2 separate regions of the Homo sapiens genome follow, and region 1 is linked to region 2. The links are chromatin loops, found by intact Hi-C in ENCODE. Cell type or tissue: PC-9. All regions are shown on one strand. Links, peaks and the distances in the headings refer to the core of each region. The heading gives the core; the rest is flanking DNA. Region 1 overlaps ATXN10 (ataxin 10). Region 2 overlaps FBLN1 (fibulin 1).

Region 1 (6,769 bases), core at 1,078-6,077, 110 kb before region 2:
ATGGGAGGGCATATTACTTGCTGATGAAAATGATGGAGTAAAGAGGAAAAAAACAGAGGCTGCCTGAGAGCAAGGGGATAATTTCAGGAGAAAAGCTTCTGCGTGGGCAAGTGGCGATGAAATCCAGCACATGGTGGAGGGGCTGGCTCCATTCTAATAGTTATTTAATCACAGCATTTGTACAGCACTTCCCCTTTGCTTCTTTATTTAGCATATATCATTAAAAGAGAAACCTCCTTCCGCCCACCACAGCACAGCAGCTCTGGAGCGCCACACTGCCCGCCCCATCAGGATCACCAATTATAAAACACAGTACATTCTCAACTTTCTTTCTCAATTACTATACCACACAGAGACCTCAAAATAGCTGCCCTTCCAAGTGACACTGTGAAACACGGACTTTACTGCTAATTTATAATTCCCCAATTTTGAGTACTGATGCTTCCCTTTTATTATAAAATAGAGCTACAGAAGTATCTTTAAATATATAATATCGTAAAAACATTTCACAACTAAATCCTACATCCTTTCAATTTCTTGAGATTATTTTAAAAACTGATGCTCAAAAAAACATGGTGATGCACTTTGTCTGTAAATTCTTAAAGGAAGTAATTAATTTTTAATTACCATTTCCTAAAGGAATACTTCAAAATCAAATAGCAAGATCCAAGAATTTCTAGCAAACTGAGTTTAAAATGAAAACACTAGGAAATCACAGAAATTAAACCAAACCAGGCAGTGCTCTAACACGCTAATTTAGCCTATTTCACCTGTGAAAAAAGACCATCACCTCTAGTTCTTGTCTATCTACCAAGAGAAGCACACATATTAACATCAATAGAAATATGCCTCACGTGGCCAGGTGCGGTGGTTCATGCCTGTAATCCCAGCACTTTGAGAGGCCGAGGTGGGTAGATTATGAGGTCAGGAGTTCAAGACCTGCCTGGCCAAGGTGAAACCCCATCTCTAATAAAAAAATACAAAAAATCAGCCGAGTGCGGCGGCAGGCGCCTGTAATCCCAGCTACTCGGGAGGCTGAGGCAGGAGAATCGCTTGAACCCGGCGGGAAGGCGGTGGTTGCAGCGAGCCAATATCGCACCACTGCACTCCAGCCTGGGCGACAGAGTAAGACTCCATCTCAAAAAAAAAAAAAGAAATATGCCTCATGTTATATGCAAAGTACAGGCATTAAAACTGTATATAAAACAATTTGTAAGTCAAATAATATTTTAAATGCAACTGGAGACTTCTCATTTAAAGGTTATATTCATTGAATTATAAGGTAAAGACGTTATTACAATGACAATTTTTTTTTTTTTTTTTGAGGTGGAGTCTCGCTCTGTCGCCCAGGCTGGAGTTCAGTGGCGGCAATCTCGGCTCACTGCAAGCTCTGCCTCCTGGGTGCATGCCATTCTCCTGCCTCAGCCTCCCCAGTAGCTGGGACTACAGGTGCCCACCACCATGCCCGGCTAATTTTTTGTATTTTTACTAGAGACGGGGTTTCACCGTGTTAGCCAGGTAGATCTCCTGACCTCGTGATCCGCCCACTTCAGCCTCCCAAAGTGCTGGGATTACAGGCGTGAGCCACTGCGCCCAGCCAACAACAACAAAATTTAACCTATAATTTAGTACATCTAACTTATCCACCTGGAAATTTACATTAAAATTTTCTGGGGTTTTGTTTTTTTTTTTTTTTTTTTTTTTTTTGAGACAGAGTCTTGCTCTGTCACCCAGGCTGGAGTGCAGCGGCGTGATCTCAGCTCACTGCAACTTCCACCTCCCAGGCTCAAGCAATCTTCCTACCTCAGCCTCCAAGTAGCTGCGACTACAGGCGTGTGCCACCATGCCCGGTTCTTTTTTTTTTCGAGACAGAATTTCACTCTTGTCACCCAGGCTGGAGTGCAATGGCACGATCTCGGCTCACTACAACCTCCATCTCCTAGGTTCAATCAACTCTCCTGCCTCAGCCTCCTGAGTAGCTGGGATCACAAGCATGCGCCATCACACCCAGCTAATTTTTGTATTTTTAGTAGAGAGGGGGTTTCACCATGTTGGCCAGGCTGGTCTTGAACTCCTGACCTCAAATGATCCGCCCGCCTCAGCCTCCCAAAGTGCTGGGATTACAGGCTTGAGCCACTGCACCCAGCCTTTGTATTTTTTTGGAAACGGGGTTTCACCATGTTACCCAGGCTGGTCTCAAACACCTGAGCTCAAGCAATCTGTCCACCTTGGCCTCTCCAAGTGCTAGAATTACAGGCATGAGCCACGGCACCCAGCCTACATTAAGATTTTTTTATCAAATAATTTAGGTTTACCCATAAAGTATTTCAATTCCTGGCACAAAGAGATCATAAATTAAAAATCTACGTTTTTTTTTTAAACATTATGTTAAGATAATAACCACTGTCCAAAGGAAAGATGTTGATGCTAGAAGAACAAAGACCAAAACCATTCTACTAATGAGTCTAAAGAAGTGTGGTGTTTCTCTTAATCCCAAGTCAACAACCGTTAACAATCAGAGCTAAGTTCCATTTTCATCACACTAGATACTTGACTTAGACACTTAACATGTGGTTCCCCTCAACGGAATGTGAGTTCTCTAAGGACAGACACTTTTTGTCTGTTTTGGTCACTGTTTGAATCACACCCAAAACCTGGACCAGGGCCTGTCACATTCATAAATATTAAAAGTCTTACCACAGACTGAATGGCTTAAACAACAGACATTTATTTTTACACAGTTCTGGTGGCTGGAGGTCCAAGATCAAGGTGTCGAGAGGGCTGATTTCTTCTGAGGTCTCGCTCCTTGGCCTGTAGATGGTCATCTTCTCCCTGTGTCTTCACATGGTCTCTACTCTGAGCATGGCCATGTCCTAATTTCCTCTTCCTATAAGGATACCAGTCATATACCCTCATTTTACCTTAATTACCTCTTTAAAGATCCTATCTCCAAATTCAGTCACATTCTGGGTATTGGGGGTTAGGACCATGCTATGATCTGAATATCTGTGCCCCTCCGAAATTCCTATGCTGAAATCTAATCCCCAACTTGCTAGTATAAGATGGGGCCTTTGGGAAGTGACTAGGTCATGATGGTGCAGCCCTCGTGAATGGGATTAGTGCCCTTATAAAAGGGGCCCAGAGAGCTTGTTTATGCCTTCTGCCTTCCACCTTCCACCACAGGAGAACAAAGCAAGAGGCACCATCTATGAAGACGAGAGCAGCCCCCGCAAAACACCCAATCTGCTGGTACCTTAATCTTGGACTTTCCAGCCTCCAGAACTGTAAGCAATACATTTCTGTTGTTTATAAACTACCCAGCCTAAGGCATTTTGTTATAGCAACTGGAACAGACAGACTTCAACATACAAATGTGAAAGGAACAAAATTCAGCCATTCAGGAAGGGAAGTTGATACAACTTTATAATTCTTTAATAATTCACTATTAAAGTTTCCCTATCTCATGAAATACAGAACATGTGTTTCAATGAATGATGTTAATACTCAAAGTACTGGTTTTGAACCCTTTATAAAGATATAAATAATCCATGAATTATATTGCATGCTACCTGTCAACAGAGATTCCTGTTCCACTCGCAGTTCACGAAACAGAAGAATCAAATCAACAGCAACACCAATCGTATCCAAGTTCCTGGGTTTTTTAAAAAAGACAAAATTAGACATGTTCATTCATTCATATATTGTCTATGGCTGTTTTTGCACTACAATGGGAGAGCTGAGAAATCTGACAGAGATTACAAAGCCTAAATTATTTATTATCTGGCTCTTTACAGGAAAAATATAGCAACCCTAGCAGTAGAGGTTATATTTACATGCAGAGCTAACTGCTTCCAACAGCTTTCTTTGAGTACTTCCTGAAGTTTCCCATGACTCAGATTCTTTGCTTTATTGTATTTTACCCCATTCCATGCATTCTTGGCAAAAACAGTCCCAGTCCACACAAAGTGCAAAAGATGTAAAAAGATCTAGGCTTTAATAGCATCACACCTTTTGATGAACTCTTTAACGACTTAAAGTAAAACATCAGAAAAATATGTACTAGTTGCAATCTGAATCTTGACTGGCTCAGAAATACTGGCCTTAGTTAAGCTTGGCCACAAAGTCTTTACTAGAATCTTTGTAGTATTTCTAACTAGAAAATTCTTTTCTGAAAATTGCTGCCCTAAATGGTTGAAATTTTCCTTTAAAAATCAACAGTGAATAATAATACAATCCTAGAAGGGAAGAGGCAGAAAAATTAACACCCTTAAATGTTCATTTTCATTTCCGCCCAACCATAAGTTGCATGCAATAAAAAGATATCACAAACAGCACAGCCCTTGCTTTGCTGGCCCTACCAAAAGACCACCGATAACTTACTTGTCATAGTATTTATTTTTGTAATGTTAGAATTTTTATAGTTTGCATATATTACTCAAAAAAGAAAATAAAAATTGACTGCTTTGAAAGAAAGTATTAACATAAACTTGTGTTGTACATTCATTCCTGAGGCAGAGGCAGAAACATTTAATGTTTACTGAGCACACAATGTGCATTAGGCATTTACATAAGTAATCTCATTTACACCCCATAACCAGCCTGTTTGGAAGACATTGCTTACCTAGTTTTACAGAGGACAAAACTGATACTCAGGAAGACCAAGTCACCTGTCCAGGGTCAAGATGGAGCAGTCATCCACAACAAGACCAGTGTGTAAGGCTCAGGACAGCAAGGGTAGACTGCATTTTTTTTTTTGAGACGGAGTCTCACTCTGTTGCCCAGGCTGAAGTGCAGTAGCCCAATCTTGGCTCACTGCAACCTCCGCTTTCCCCGTTCAAGTGATTCTCCTGCCTCAGCCTCCAGAGTAGCTGGGACTACAGGTGTGTGCCACCACACCCAGCTAATTTTTTATTTTTAGTAGAGACAGGGTTTCACCATGCTGGCCAGGCTGGTCTCGAACTCCTGACCTCATGATTCACCCGCCTCGGCCTCCCAAAGTGTTGGGATTACAGGCGTGAGCCACCGCGCCTGGCCCAGACTGCTTTTGAGCTTAAGCTCAGAACAGTAAGGGCAGACTGCTTGTTAAGCTTAAGCTTTAGAGTCAGATGTCTGGATATGGAGAGAATGTTCCCAGCCTCTCTCACTTAACAAGTGACTCTCAGACAAGTTATTTAACCTCTCCAAGTTACAGTTTCATCTTTTGTAAAAATGAAAAAATTTCTTGAGTTTGTTCTAAGAATTAAAGAAGATACTACAAGCAAAACCCTTGGGACAAAGCCCAATGCCGAAGGCAGGCTCAACGAATGCTCACTCCCTTCCCCACCAAGATTAGCCAAGCACAAAGGTGTATCTGCCAGCCACAGTCAAAAGTTAGTTCTACGGCTCTCCTTTCCTTCCCCATCACACTAGAGCACCTTGTGACTGGAAAAGGACAAAAGAAACTAGCCTTCTGGCCAGATGCTTCTAGCATATAACTAGTTATGTTTTAGAATGTAGACTATTATTATCAAGATTATTGTTGTTTCTATCCATTTATCCTCAAATGGATGGCAGGTTTGGTTTAGTATTGAAGTTACACGACTCACTTTTTACCCTCTCTCCTTTGATCTTAAAAATCTCATTAATCATATCAAAGCCTCGGGTATATGTGTCTAACCGAAGGGAGTCCCTCAAGTGGCTTCTGGACCAGCCCAAGCTTACCCGTCACAGTGGTGACAGGGAAGCCTGGAGGCTCTGTCTACATCCAAGTCCAGGAAGGAAAGTGAGCATCCTGTTTGTGGCTTCTGACTTCAAGTAAAAATTTTTAATAAAAAGCAGGTTCCACAAAATCAAAGAAGAAAGATGCTGTGTTCTGGGAGGAGACGGTAACACGTAAAAGCAAAGAAGAGCACTGGACAGCTCGCCTGCTCATGTTTTAACTACTTTTAAAAATGTGCGCATCATAAAATAGGTGGAAGCAGAGCTTGGAACTTTACATGATCTTTAGGAAAGACAGGTCATCTTGTAAATTTACAAAATATGCTTCTTGTCCAAACACAAGAGTAACAAATTAAAACATTAAAAGTAATTAAAACATTTACAACCTGAGGTCAAGAACTGCATATAAACTTAGGCAGGTAAAATCTAGGAACAAAGACTCAAAATCAGCTTCAAAACACTATGAAGAACCAAATACCTCAAAACATGTGATAAAAACAAACAAGAAATCTAACCCCTAATGTTAAACACACTCCATTATTTTATACACTAGTCAGAGAGACTCCAATGGCAAGGCCTGTAGAGGGCCTCTCCCAGCAGATGTAAAGGGCAATCCTGCAATAACAGTGGGTGATACTATCATGCCAGAACAACTTTTTTTTTTTTTTTTTCCCTGAGACAGGGTCTCACAATGTGGCCCAGCCTGCAGCAATGGCATCATCTCAGATTACTGCAACCTCTGCCTCTCCCTGGCCCAAGCAATCCTCCCACCTCAGTCTCCTGAGCAGTTGGGACTACAGGTGTGCGCCACCATGTCCAGCTAATTTTTTGTATTTTTTTTGTAGAGACAGGGTCTCACCATGTTGCCCAGGCCGGTCTTGAACTCCTGGACTCAAGCAATCCTCCTGCCTCAGCCTCCCAAAATGCTGGGATTACAGGCATGAGCCACCTTACCCAGCCCAAAACAACTTCTAACAGATAAACCAAATGACAGAACCAGCATGCACATATACAAAGAAACAGAATCCAAGGTACGTGTGTAACTACCTGATTGAATTCTGGTTCACAGAAC
Region 2 (6,769 bases), core at 888-5,887:
AATGTGTGTGACCTCTTCCAGGAAGCCTCCCCTGACTGCCCCATGGTCATGCCCGTGCGACAGGAGGGGCTGGCCTGCAAAAAACTACAAAGACAACTCCGTAGCTCCCTGCAACCCGGGAGGCCCAAGGGTCAGGAGGTCCACATGCAAAATTCGTCCGTAGGCCAAAGAATTACTTCACCTGCAGGCTCTGTAGCTCCTGTTGGCATTGGCAGGGTTTTAACAGAAATGTGGCCACAACCAAGCCTCATAGCACACAGATTTCCCTCCCTGGAGAAATAGGGAGGGCGTTTTTGCAGGCCAGGCCCTCCTATCACACAGCCATGACCCTGGAGCAGTCAGGGGAGGCTTCTTGGAAGTGGTCACACACATGCTGGGTCTTGAGGCTGAGTGGAGGGAGCCAGACAGACACAGATGTGGCTGGCCTGAGAGTTAAAAGGAAGTGGTGATCTGGAGGCTGGAGGGGAAGTCTGAGGCTCAGACAGCAGCCATAGCCCAGGGGCCCGGGGAGCCCGGGTGGCCTCGAGTTGCCTTTCTGTCTCTCTCTTCCGCACGCTGATGATACACAGCCCGCCCCTGCTGCAGCCAGGGCTCCCCCATTAGTCATCACTCAGGATATACTACCTGAAAGATCTCTTCCCAGAGCACCCCGGATTACAGGCTGCAGAGCTGAGAATGAATCCAGAGCCAGATAAGGAAAGCTTTGTAGTGGCCTGAGAATCCCTCGGGCATTAATGGAGCATTTTTGCACAGGGCGAAAACGCATTCTTCATTTTTCTTTGACAGCCGGTTAAAGAGGAATGCAAGGGGGCTTTACAAAGACGACGGCGCGGGCCCTGCTGCGGGCTCCTCGATCCCCGCTAAGAACGGGTCTTTCAAGGCTACATTAGAGGACGACCCGGCCCTTGCAGGTTCTTAGTGGACTCGGGGCATTTCTCCCTCTTCTTCTGTTACTCTGGGAGGACTGAACACGGCGAGCCCCGGGGCCTGTGCGCTGATTGTTTTTCTGGGACATCCAAACTCACAGCAACTTAGCCCACCACAGCAGCAGTCAACCCTGGGCTCCGGCTCTGGGCGGGTGTGGTGTCTGGGGAAGACCGGGCTCCAGGCCCGCTCTGGCCCCAGCTCTGAGTGGCCTCGGGCAAATCTCTTGCCCTCTCTGGCTCTCGCTCTCTCCTTTGTTAGAGGAGATAATCCCACCGTGTCACAGGGTCCTGGCGATGATGAAACCCTGGCTCCTGGTCATCACAGGTGCTCACTAAGTGTCACTCCCTCACATGCAAGGACACTCAGCTCGGGCCTCACCTCCTCCAGGAAGCCCTCCTGATCCGGTGCCCAGTGTCCACACAGGGCATGGCCTAGAGCAGACAGGTGTTCAGCAAGCACCGTGAGTAGGCGGCGTTCCCTGCCGTGTGCTGCAGGCAGCACAGAGCTGCACGGGGCTGCCCAGGAGGCTCAAGAGCCTCCCACGCTCCCCACCAGGAGCAGCAGCCCTGGAAGCCGCTTTCTTCCTCTCCACCACCATGAAGGGTTTCTGCCTAAGTCACTGCTTGAAATCAGAACTGCACTGCTAAAAACAAGTCGGAAAACATCCCAGGCCCTGCAGTTTTTCAGTTGCACAGTCTCAGGCGGTCATTTAACTCAGCTCCCTCCTTTGCCCAAGGGAGACAATCATGACCCGTCGCTGGCAGTGTCTGTGAGGACTGGGGAATGCGGGGGTGAAGGTGCCCAGCAACGGTAAGGAGCCGGCAAGGGTTCAACCCCACGTTTTCAGGGCTGCTTCAGGCTGGGCTCGAGTCCAACGGTGGAACCATCTATTACCAGGTGGACAGGCCAGGAGCCGTGTGCCGGGATGGCTGCCCCTAGGGACCAGGAAGCTCCCAGGATGTATGGAAGTTATTCTGGGCAGAAGAGGAGGGAGAAGGAAGTAGGGATATGGAAGCCCAAGGAGGAGATCTCAGACAGAGAAATAAGATCAGCGCAGTGGGGACAGAGACAGGAGCCAGCCAGCAATGCAGCCTAGGTCCCAACACGCAGGGCTTGCCTCCCTGGTCTCAGTCTTCCACCTGAGATGACATGGGCACCAGGTCAACTCCAGGAGCCCAGCCAGGTGGGGCATCCTGCACACAGACCGAGGCGTGGAAGAGGCAGGGGCCTCCCCAGCACACAGGGCTACAGGCACGACAATTCCAAGGGCCAGGCTGGGGCCCTCCCCCACGCAGCCCCAGCCCAGAATTCCAAAGACCAGGGCACCCGTGACCAACTGTGCCGGGGGAAGCCGCTGGGTCCTTGTGGCCTCATCCACATTCCGTTCCCAGAAGCCCGCTGCCGGGACGGCACCTGTGATCATCTCTCATACCCTGGGACTCCTTTCCATTGCCCACTGTGTCCCTGATTCACTGTAAGAAGACTGGCAAGCCCCCTCGCCCTTCCGGGCCTCAGTTTCCCCTCCTACGGAAGAAGGAAGGGATGGTCTCTAGGAGCCTCCAGGCTCTGACATGCCAGGATTTTCTGCCCCAGTGGATGGGAAGCTGAGAAACAGACACTCCCAGGTTGGTTCTGTCTGGAGCAGATGCAGCCAGAGAAAGGCGCTGGTGGGTGCTGGTTCTAGGCCCAGCAGCTGCCCAACCTCTTGGCTTGGGTCACCCCAGGAAGGATGTAGGTGGGAACTAAAGACGTAAAACCTGCCAGGAGACTTCCCCTAAGAGAGCCTCCACAGGCCATCAAGGCCTGTCTCTGTGCATGCCTATTTCGGCATCATATTTTGATGATCTGATACGGGGTGGCTTCTCCCTGCTGCTGAGATGCAAAGTCCTCAGGGGCTATGTGGCATTTATCCATCTCTGTATCTGCAAGGCTTAGCCCAGGGTCAGGCACAGGTAGAGGCTCAAGAAGGGTTCAGAAACGGAAAGAATGAGTGAGTGAACTAGAAGGTCCTAGGATTCCAAACTCCCATGTTCCAAGATCTAGAAATCACCTGAGGGCCATGTCCCAGCCACAACTGCAGGCCCAGCATCAAGCACAGGGCTGGCCCCTTTGGGGCGGGGGGCGGCTGTGGGCCAGTGTCAGGGTGCATACCCCACCCACCCAGTGGGACAGGACAAAGCCCTGACCCAACCCCCTCCCTGCCTGCCCTCCTGCACAGGGGCCTGAAGGACCCTCAAGGCTGTCTTCATCTAAACTCTCATTTCACAATGGGGGAAACTGAGGCCCAGAGTGGGGAGTGACTCAAGGGCAAGCAGCAAGTTTCACAACTGCCGACAACCAAACCATGCGCCTTCCCCTTGGAATCACGCGAGGGCTAATGCACCATTAATTGTAATTAACTAATTATTCCTGCTGCCAGCTAGCGCAGGAGGAGGCTGGGGTGGGGAGCCCCCCAGTGACTCAGTCATGTTTACAACATGCAAACCCATTTAAAAGCTTGTAAAGGTGCTATAAATGGCTCTTTGGCAAGACGGGAATAACGATTCCCTTTCTCCAGCTGCCAGTTTTAACAACCGTCGGGTTTGAGGCGCAAAGACTGAGCGTCCAAGGTCCAACAGCGCCACCTGGAGGCCAGGCTCCAAAACGCTCTGCTCTGTGCGCACTGCACGCTCGTGGGTTCTGGTTAGGACCTCCCGGACTCCAGCGCCTAAGGGACTAGGAAGCCCACTCCTCCCAGTTCACAATGGGGAAACTGAGGCCCAGGGGAGGTCAGGGACTGTCCGTCCGTTGCTCAGCTGCTTTGAAAGTGTTCAGAGTATAAATCCGAGTCCAAAATGGCAGATGCCACCGTTTTCATTTCCCATGACTGTAAATCTTTTAAAATGTGACAGTTCAGGAGAGGGGCTGTGAATGACAGAAACAAGCGTGCGGAATGGAGTGGGCCTGGATATTTTTTCACACGAGTAGGTTGTCATTAAAGCCCGTTCCTAGCCAGGGAGGGCCCTGCCCCCGCCTGTAAACATCTTCCCCAGCCTGCACCCACCAACAGGACTTCCACAGTCCCCTCATGCCCCAGCCTCCCTTCACGCTCCCCAAACACCGGATCTCCAGGGAGAAAGAGCAGTGAGCTCCCCATTCAGATGGGCTGTGCACACAGAGTGGCCTTGGTCCTCTTACCAACTGATGCGTAGGGAGGGGACGACTACTGCTCAAGGCCACATGGCGAATCCAGCTAGTTCCAAGGCTGAGAGACCAGAGCTCAGGCCCTCTGATTCCTACTTTGCTATCCCTCCCATTGCACCCCAAGAATAACAATCCCCTTAGCTCCCACCGACCGCGGGACTGTGCCAGCCCTCAGGACAAGCACTTTACTTGGGTGGTATCATTTGAAATTCATGGTTGTGAGGCGCAGCGCTCTCTGGAACCCACCCATGTTATAGGCAGGGAGACCGAGACCCAGAGGGGTCACCCAGAGAGTGGGTGGCACAGCTAGGGTCAGATCCCAGGCAGGATCCCCCACTCTGGCTGTTCCTCCGGCCGAGACCGATTGGGAGCTGTGGTGGCCTCGGCGCTGGGCCCTGAAGGTTGGGTGGGCTTGAATTTGGGGAGGGGACTCAGATGGGAGTTGGGCTGGGCCAGAGAGGGTTTCGGGGTGGAGGGGGAGGGGTGCCTGGATAGAGCTGATATTCCCAGCCACTCACCCACGGTCATGCCGTCCATGTAACGCTTGATGATGTCAAAAGAGTCCCGCAGGTTCCCTTCCGTGATGTCGAAGATGATGTTAGCCTGGCTGGCAGGATGCGGTGGCGTGATGGCCCGGAGGAAGATGATCTCTGCAGAGGCACAGAATGGAGAAGGGCTCAGCACAGCCTGGCCCCAGCCCCAGTCCCAGCCTCGTCCCCAGGAACTCACCCTTGGGGAATGAAGACCTAACCCAGGGCCCTTTCATGAGACAACATCAATGAAGCCAGAGATCCCCTGTGTGGGGAGGGTGGAGGGGTCTGGACCTTCCTATATCATAGCCCATCCCTGTTTTATAGCAGGGGAAACTGAAGTCAGGAGAGATTTTGGATCTTCCTCGGGGACACAGAGCTAATCAGAGGAAGGGCTGGTGAGAAGTCATCAGTCACTGTGCATATTCATGAAGGTGGGGACCAGAGGAGGAAAGCGAGTGAGGGGACAGAGGGAGACAGCAGAAAGGCCAGAGGGGTGGGCTCCTCTCCCATCTATAGTGCCACAGGTCAGGGGGGCCACCCTGAGCGGTGGCCTGGGTTCTCTGGGGGGTGTGTGTCCATCTCCCAGATCAGACAGTGAAGCAGGGCAGCCCCAGCTCTGGGCTGTCTTGGGGGAGTCCTCTCTGTGGGCCTCAGTTTCCTCACCTGTAAGGTGAGGAAGGAAGCCGGCGGAGACCCACTAAAGGTCCTTTCAGCACTTAAGGTCAGGGTGTGGATTTCCTGGGCCCAAGATGCTAACAGGTGTCCCAACGGCACTCGGCTCCCTGCGATAACCAACACTCAGATCGGGGCTGGCCGGAGAGGCCACAAAACCAGCCACTGGGGATTTGGGAAGGATTTGTATGTGGTTTGGTGAAACCCCATCATTTTGCAAAAGGCAAATACCAGTTAGTTATTTTCTCTGACCCAAGTCTGTGCCACCCTGTGACGATTCAGCGTTATTCCTTTTCGGGAGGAGCAAACCTAGGGGGACTGGGACTGGGGACGGCTCCTTGGGCAACCACGTGCTGAGGGAGCCTCTCCTCCCCCCACCCCCCCGCATGGTTGTGTCATGGTGTAAACACTGGTGTCCTCGCGGCTGGCTCCGTTGCATGCCTCCCCTGAGAGGGTGGGAGGACCCCTTCTTATCACCATGTCCCTAGAGCCTGACACAGAGGGGCTCCGTCCACGGCTGCTGAATGAACTCATCATGGCATGCTTCTCCGCAGGCCAGGGATAGGGACTCCCTAGAGGGCGGGGGTGGTTGGGGACCGGGCACACGGGCAGCACAGCCAGGAAGCGAGGTGAACAGGACAATGCTCCATCCATAGCCCTCTGCCAGGCTTGGGAGCACGCAGCCCAGGCCCTGCTCCAGAGAAACGGTGCAGTGATGGCAGGTTACACAACATGACTACACTGCATGCCAGGAGCTTCCTAGAGAGCCAGGCTGGGGTGTGGGAGCACTGACTGGGTTACACCTGAGCTTCCTGCTCCCCGTCTGGCCCCTCCAGTTCACCTGGCCCTGGATCAACAGGATGATGTTTCTATATGCAAACCTCCTCCACTGCAACCTTCCGATGGTTCCCCCAAAGCCTGGGGGTTGAAGGCCCAACTCCAGTTTTAGCCTCCTGTTTATCCTTCCAGCCCACCTCTTGCCAAGCCTCTAGCGCTCCAGCAGAAAACCTTGGCTCAGTTTCTCAAACGCCCACACCGCCCCCCCATACCTCCAGACCCTTCTGGCCATGTCCTGCTCCACTGGGCACCCTCCTCCCCTTCTCCCCCTTTCACTCAAATACCTCACCACTCAGGACCCAGCCTAGCCATCACTTCCTCCCGGAGGCCCTCCCTGATTCTCCAGTGCTGGTCACAGAATCAGCGCTTAATGGCTCTCTGCAGAACAACCGTTACCCATAAGAAAAGACCACCTGAACGGAAAGCTGAGAATGGGCCAAATGCTGCTGTGCCAGGTGGGTGTGGGGGGGACACAGACACAAAGAAAGTTCTGCATGTCAAGTTGCCAGGCGCGGTGGCTCACGCCTGTAATCCCAGCACTTTGGGAGGCTGAGGCGGGTGGATCATGAGGTCAGGAGATTGAGACCATCCTGGCGAACACGGTGAAACCCCGTCTT

Evidence for each region. A loop is a pair of places that touch in the nucleus more often than their neighbours do. Peaks named below come from ENCODE experiments on the same cell type or tissue, not always from the same donor. Only the 100,000 strongest peaks of a DNase experiment are listed, where the experiment ranks them.
Region 1: it touches region 2 in a loop (15-fold over the local background); 1 of 110 quality-filtered maps calls a loop at or near these places.

The regions. Positions count from the first base shown.
Region 1 is chr22:45,689,879-45,696,647 of GRCh38, reverse strand. It overlaps ATXN10 (ataxin 10), which reads right to left. Exons shown (of 12, transcript NM_013236.4): 2 at 6,745-6,769; 3 at 3,570-3,652. Among named protein-coding and RNA genes, the nearest start is that of ATXN10, 21 kb to the right of the region's middle. RefSeq lists an enhancer at 127-226. In PC-9, for the core only: no CTCF peak of the experiment used is centred there; a DNase peak (open chromatin) is centred at 3,937; H3K4me3 peaks cover 1,253 bases; H3K27ac peaks cover 3,654 bases.
Region 2 is chr22:45,574,968-45,581,736 of GRCh38, reverse strand. FBLN1 (fibulin 1) reads right to left here. Exons shown (of 17, transcript NM_006486.3): 16 at 4,629-4,760. Among named protein-coding and RNA genes, the nearest start is that of LINC01589, 27 kb to the left of the region's middle. In PC-9, for the core only: CTCF peaks have their summits at 3,366 and 3,569 (motif pointing left); a DNase peak (open chromatin) is centred at 3,546.